Regions from separate parts of the Homo sapiens genome. Here region 1 is linked to region 2. Evidence: chromatin contacts called from ENCODE Hi-C or POLR2A ChIA-PET data. All regions are on one chromosome and are shown on one strand. The core of a region is the stretch at or near the end of the contact, and the rest is flanking DNA. Distances in the headings are between cores, read along the strand shown.

What was found. Hi-C counts contacts between places; a loop is a spot of excess contacts on that map. ChIA-PET counts read pairs that join two places held with the same protein, here RNA polymerase II (POLR2A). Pooled maps may share reads with other maps.
Region 1: a loop to region 2 is called in a pooled map, with 2.7 times the contacts of the local background. The contact joins the promoter of ZBTB20-AS5 here to the promoter of GTPBP8 in region 2. A Hi-C loop is called at or near these places in 1 of 37 single-sample maps with no recorded cell type and 1 of 50 pooled maps. POLR2A ChIA-PET finds 5 or more read pairs at or near these places in 1 of 52 experiments (CD4-positive, alpha-beta T cell).

The regions. Positions count from the first base shown.
Region 1 is chr3:114,451,699-114,455,011 of GRCh38, reverse strand. ZBTB20-AS5 (ZBTB20 antisense RNA 5) reads right to left here and starts at 1,419. Exons shown (of 3, transcript NR_121661.1): 1 at 1,372-1,419. The region is part of intron 7 of ZBTB20 (zinc finger and BTB domain containing 20); the gene reads left to right.
Region 2 is chr3:112,989,411-112,992,873 of GRCh38, reverse strand. It overlaps GTPBP8 (GTP binding protein 8), which reads right to left and starts at 1,890. Exons shown (of 6, transcript NM_014170.4): 1 at 1,539-1,890. The coding sequence starts at 1,874. RefSeq lists enhancers at 1,633-1,842, 1,721-2,348.

The sequences.
Region 1 (3,313 bases), core at 170-2,669, 1.5 Mb before region 2:
CTCCCTCCCTCGGTTGGTGTCTCTCTCTCTCTCTCTCTCTCTCTGTCTCTTGCTCTACTGTTTTTTTTTCCTCTCTCTCTCTCCTAAACGTGGTCTGCTTGCTGATGGCAGAATGGCACTCGGAGATTTGTGCATTGTGTCTGGTTTCCTACGGGCAGGCTGACCCAGTGCCTCCAGGGACTTATCAATAGACCACTCAGAAGAGACACAGACAGGAGAGAGGAGGAGGGGTGGGGGGAGAGAGAGAGAATCAATATCAAGAATAGAAGGAGCTCCGAAGCCATTTTTTTTTTAAAGAAGTATCGGGACTTGGGAGAGGGTGACAAAGAAGGTTTTTCAAAGAGGCAGTGGAGGAGGTTCTAATAAATTTGGAAGGAAACAGTTCCCTGTCTTGGGAAAAGGAGAACTCCTGACTGATTAGCATTCACACCAGGTATGAGATGTTCGCTACCCCTTATCACTGTGTCGCAACCGAGATGGAAAAGCCTTTTTTTTTTTTTAGGAGACCGAGGGAGCATGTATTTTGCTGTGTTTGTTGTTGGGGGGTAAGAGGGGCGGCGTGAGAAGCTGTGGGCATTTGTGTATGAGAGCAGAAAGAATGGAAGCAGTACAACGGGGGGTGGGAAAGAGTATGGAGTATGTTACTGTCTTCCCTGTCTTTGTGCACCCCTGGGGGGTTACCCAAGTTCATTTCTAGCAGGTGGATTTAGACGGGAGTTACTTAACGCTTGACCGCCAGTTTTGAAAAAAAAGAAAGAAAAAAACGCTGCTTCCTATGTCTATTAAAGGAAGCTCCAATTTCTCTCTCTCTCTCTCTCTCTCTCTCTCTCTCTCTCCCTTCTCTTTTCCTCTCTCTTCCTCTCTCTCTTCCTCTCTCTCTGCCCCCCATCCCTCTTCCCCTCTCTCCCTCTCCCTCTCTCTTCTTTTTTTCCTCTTCTAACCAGACAGCGGGAGGGTTTCTGGCTCCCAGCCAGCCCAAAAGCCTCTAAGTGTTTTGCACTTGTTTCAGGGAGTAGCTGCCCGGGGATTTTTCAGCATTTTCACTAGAGAACAAAGAGTTCTTTACAAAGGGAAGGGTGGGGGGGGGGGGAGTGAGCTTAATGTCTGATATATGTTTTTCTATTTTTATTAGTTTTTCGCCTAAAAAGAAAGAGACAGGAACAGAACATTCACTCTATAAAGACACAAAGACATTCAAAAGAAATCCAGTTATCTTTTCTCCCCATCATCCCAATATATACATATATGTACATGAAAAAATTAAAAAGAAAAAGACTAGTTAAGTTGCATATGTTGCTCTTTTCTCCTCTTTTAATCTTTCCAAATCCAACTGTTCTTATGCTCACTTTATGCTATTTTTTTTCTACTCACAATAAAAGTTGTTCAGGATGCATCTTCTCTTATCATGTCTTTACCCTTTCTGGGTCGCCAAAATCTTGTGGAAGAAAGAACAAAAGTCCATCAAATAATCAATTTGGTGACTAGAACATCTTCTACTTTTGCCACTTGGGTAAAAAGTTAATTATGGAATTTGGGTTCCCAAAATACCAATGGGGTACATCAGTTCATTCGATCTCACAAGTTTTTGCATCCATCTGTTTAAAAGGTACCACTTGTGTCACTTGTCAGTTATTAAGAAAAGGTAGTAAGGGAGCAGATATTTGTATTTTATTTTTGTTTCTAATTATGTAAATGACAAAACCCCCAGAGAGATTTCTTGCCCCTTCTATGATACACTAGTTCATGCAAAATATAGTCTAGATGGAGATTTTGTCAACGATTCTGATTGCCACGTAGCTTTGTGTTCTCCATTTCAATTTTTGCCTATGCATGTATATTTTTACCATGAATTTGTGTTGTAGCAAACATTTCAGAATGCTTATCATTTTCAAATTAATGCTCCAACAAAAGCAAAAAGAAATCAGATGTGAGCTGTATGTGTAAAATGTAGTAAACAATTTTATCTTTTATATATGCTGTACATTTATATCTTTATGCTAATATCCTGGATTTGTAAACCCAAGATAATGTTTTCTTTCTTAAAGTTCTCCTCTTAATGCATTTATATGTTGATTGTCACTTAGAAATCTTTTTAAGGTACATTATAGACACGAAACTAAACAAGGGGAACAATTCTCAAGCTCTACAAAAATCCTTAAATATATATTATGTACCATTCCTAACTACAGATAACTGTTTTGCTAAGTAGAAAACAGCTACAACAGTTGTTTCAAGAATCAGAAACTCTTTTCTTTTTTTTTCTATTAACTGAAAATAAAATCTATTCATATCCCTGGGGAGGGAAAATGTAGGGGAAAATATAGATATATACATTTTCCATAATTATAGAATGCATTTATGTAACTGCTTCTTAAGGGTGTAATACATATCAGGGCAGAGTGTGATGCTCATCAAAAAACCCTCCTGGCTGGGAGGTGTGAGTGCCTTATGTTTGAAGTAACTTGATAACAAGGAGTCTTTTCGGGAAACCTTACTATGTATGTGTTGCCTCAGTAATGATCCTCAGATAAAAAACAAGTACTAGGTGGCCAGTGTTAGCACTTGAACTCACTGAAAGATATTAGAAGTAGGGGAACTTTTGGCAAATCCAGAATTTTCCAGGGTAACTCACTTCTTACACTTACATGTTTTCTTTAGGAATATTCTTGAATTGCTTTCAGACTTTTCTGTATTTTTGTAGAATTTTTTAATGCTTTTAATAGTGCTTAAGGAGAAAAATACTTTTAAAAAGAATGTCATCCAAATAAGAGAAACTCAGTCTTTAAAAAGTTTTATATTGAAGACAAGAGTTGTTTTGGTTTTGCTTTTTTCCTTTTTGCTTGTGTTCTATTTTTTCTCCCTGAATTCTTTTGTTGCTGTGGGCTGTTGTCCCTGCATTTTTAATTTTTCATTTGGTACCCCCCCTTTTTTTTCTTTTTTCTTTTTCTTTTTGGTCTGTTTTTGATGTGACCAAGGGGATCTTTGAAAGGGGCAGAGGGACTGGGATAACAGGCTGTTACTGAAAGCTGCACTAGCTCTTCTTGATCCCAACTCAGGCAGCTCCTATCAGCTAGTTGTGCCGCCAAGAGTACAGTGACAGGTGATAGCTGTCATTCTGGGATTCTTCGTGGATCTGACCTGAGAGTGACACATTCACAGTCGAGGAGAAAAGGGAAAAAAAATAGAGGAGGAGGAAAGAAAAGCTCTTTGAGCTGGAATACACTGGCCCTTTCTTCCTGTAGGCAATCCGCTCCAGTTCTTGGCGACGTGTCCTGCACTATCAGATATCATATGACTTTTTATTTAGATTCCT
Region 2 (3,463 bases), core at 641-3,140:
TTCATTTTTTACAGCATCTAGGAGGTAGGTGATATTATCCCCATTTTACGGATGAGAGAACACAACTAACCCAAAATTATACAGCTAGAAAGTGAAGGAGTTGGGATTTGAACTCAGGACATGTATATCTAGAATCTGTGCTTTTAGTTTCACTACGCTACTCAAGAATATATGCAACTTTTATTAAGCATTTCATATTTACAAAGCTTTTTAGAGTAAAAACTAGATGTAGTTCAACAGAACTAGATGAAAAGTACAACTACATGTTTGGAAGCACATTTTCTCAAGCACTCCCATGGTATACTGTAACACCACTGCAATTTAAAAACTTACTCTTTTCCCTTGACCTCTCTTGTTCCAATTAAGCTTGTCTCCTCTGTAGTGTGGAAAACAACAGAATATTCTCGATAATAACCATTAATACACATGGCTCTGCTTTTGAACATGGTATTGGGGGAGGGGGTACAATGCCAATCAGTTGTTCTAAATGACGGCCGTACTGCCCCTTGAGGGACATTTTGGAGATTTTAAGGGCATTTTTGGTTATCAAGACAATTGGGGGACATTTAGTGGGCAGGGGCCAGGGATCCTATCCTGGAAAATTCTGGTCAGTTCTTCAAAATTAATTGATCTGAGTCCTGCAAAAATTTTAAATGCTCTGCCAGAGCAAATCTAATGCTAATATGTAGATAAAACTGAATTTTAAAAACGAATTACAAAAAAGTCCAGTAATTTAGAAGCTTAAATAAAAAAGCAATGGCTGTCTCAAAATCATTAAATAATTGAGGTACTCTTTGAATCCTGACTATAGTTCCACATATATTTAGACGAAATATCTCTGGGCAATGGTGCACTTAGTGTAAATACATATGGAGAGTTGAGATGCCTTTTAGCAGACTTAGAACAGAATATCAATAAATTGTAGGACATGCAAGAATGCTCACTCATGAAATTTCACTAATAAACGTTGTTATAAAAATTTTTCCACATTATTGCCATCTAGAGATTATTATTTTTGCACGATAGGAAATTTAGATTAGGCGAAAGTTACTTATTGATAAGGACCATCTCATTTGTGAAACTATTATTCGTTTCCTATTCTTCACTGTCTAAATTCTGTCTAATTTGTCTGGCATGTTTTCCCTACTTAAGTTAAATAGAAGAAAAAAGGAGAGTTAATTTTTTGAATGCTTAATTTGGGTTTGAAAAGCTTTTAAAGCATTTTGAAGTCTTCTATATTCATTCCAAAATAATTTAAGCTGTATACAGGCAGTCTCTGCTTACAGTGGGTCGACTTAACGATTTTTGACTTTACCATGGGTTTATGGGTATTGACTGCATTTTGTACTTAACAATGGGTTTCTCGGGTATCCCCACGTACAGGGAGCATCGACATATGCCTATTGAGTTAAAATAATATATGCGCCAACATAAAGCTAGAAAATACAACCGCAAAATCACCCGCGAGCCGGACGGCCAGGGAAGCGGTTAGCGCTGTGACGCCGGCGCGCAGGTGAACCGTGAGAATCGCCTCTCACCTCTGGCCGCGGAAGGTCCGGGGCGTGGTCGATACGGACGGCGGAGCTGACGTAGTCGATGCGGTTCCGTTCAGTGGCCGTGAAGATGTTGTCCGCCCTGGCTATGTCCTCCGGGCTTGGGTCAAAGATACGCAGGTGAAGGTCTTGCCTCCCGTAGGGGGCGAGGAACCGCTCTACTTCCTGCAGCGGGTACAGCAGCTTCCTCAGCTGCTGCTTCGGCAGCCGCAGCACCTCAGCAAAAGCTTGGGACGTGCTATTATAGCGGCTCAGTCGCTCTAGCACCGCAGGCATTTCAAAGAGTCTTCCCGCTCCCAGCCGCAGCCCGGGCGCCGCCATTCTCCCTTCCCAGAAGACGGGCAGAGAGATTTTACTCCTGTGGCCTGGGTTGCGCGTGCGTGACTTCCCGCTGCCGCGACGCCTGCTGGGAGTTGTTGTCTCCTCTGGCCTCGCTCGTTCCGGTCTAAGTGTTTTGCCTTCAGTGCGCGGGAGGAGGGTGGAGGCAGGCGGTGACCTGCGGGGAACAGCTCACTGGGTTTCTTTAACACCGTGGGCTTAACGATTATGTCTTACTGGAAGGATGTTTAACGGTTTGCAGAGGTGAAAGACCTATCTGGCCATGTGGCCTTTGAGTCTCAAGCGAAGGACTAAAGTGTGAAGCTCCGATGCATTCCAGGAACGTTTGATTTTCACAGTTTTTGGTTATCTTATTAACTGTTGACGTTTGTCGTAAGTCCGCAGCACTAGGATAAACACTTTTGCAAAAAAGAAAAGGGCTGATGAGAAATGTGATTGTAATAGCACCTCGTTTTCGTGGAAGGGACTGTTTGTATTTCCGCCTTCACTATAGGTGCAGGAAATGTCATTAAATTTTAGAGATTTCTTATAAAAACAGTTTTGCACAGATGTTACAGAATTGTTTCGTGGACGTTTCGTAATATCATCTTATTTCAAAAGTTTCTCCCTAAAGTCGATCAGTACTGAAATGGGAGATACAGGTATCATAATGATGAAATGAATAACTGAAAAATATTCATATGTTAAAAAAACTAGGTTTTCTAAAACATCAGCAGCCCAGAAAGGGTAACTCATGGTTTCTTGAGCTATTCCCCAGGTTGTTCAGTAATTAAACAGTACAATTCTTGAATAAATATGATACAAAAATTAATGAACAGAACCTGCGACTTTGAGGGCAGCCAATACGGCAGCCTGATGTGCTGCTGGCTGGCTAATTTTTTATTGCTCTTTGCATTAGGGTTTGGGGTGCCTTTCTGTTCGCTATTCTCTCTCCTCCATGTATAAAAGTGTGTATAATACTCTGTTGTATACATCAGAAATTTGGGATTCTCATTAGTGTGTGTTTCACTCATCCATGTGAAGAGATCACCAAACAGTCTTTGTGTGAGCAACAAGGCTGTTTATTTCACCTGGGTGCAGGTGGGCTGAGTCCCAAAAGAGAGTCAGCAAAGGTGGTGGGATTATCATTAGTTCTTATAGGTTTTGGGACAGGCGGTGGAGTTAAGAGCAATGTTTTAGGGGCAGAGGGTAGATCTCACAAAGTACATTCTCAAGGGTGGGGAGAATTACAAAGAAACTTCTTAAGGGTGGGGGAGATTATAAAGAACATTGATCAGTTAGGATAGGGCAGAAACAAATCACAATGGTGGAATGTCATCAGTTAAGCTGTTTTCCCTTCTGTGGATCTTCAGGCCTTCTGGATGTATACGTGCAGGTCACTGGGGATATGATGGCTTAGCTTGGGCTCAGAGGCCTGACGCTGTGTATGTAATATACTTTGAAAGTGCTTTTATACATGCCATTTTGTTTTCAAACCTTGGAACCCCAGGTTTGGAAATAAGAGCATAAAAGAGTTTTGGCGATTCTTAGAAAGGTTTTAGAGGTGTTCCGGGATTAATAGACATTATAGT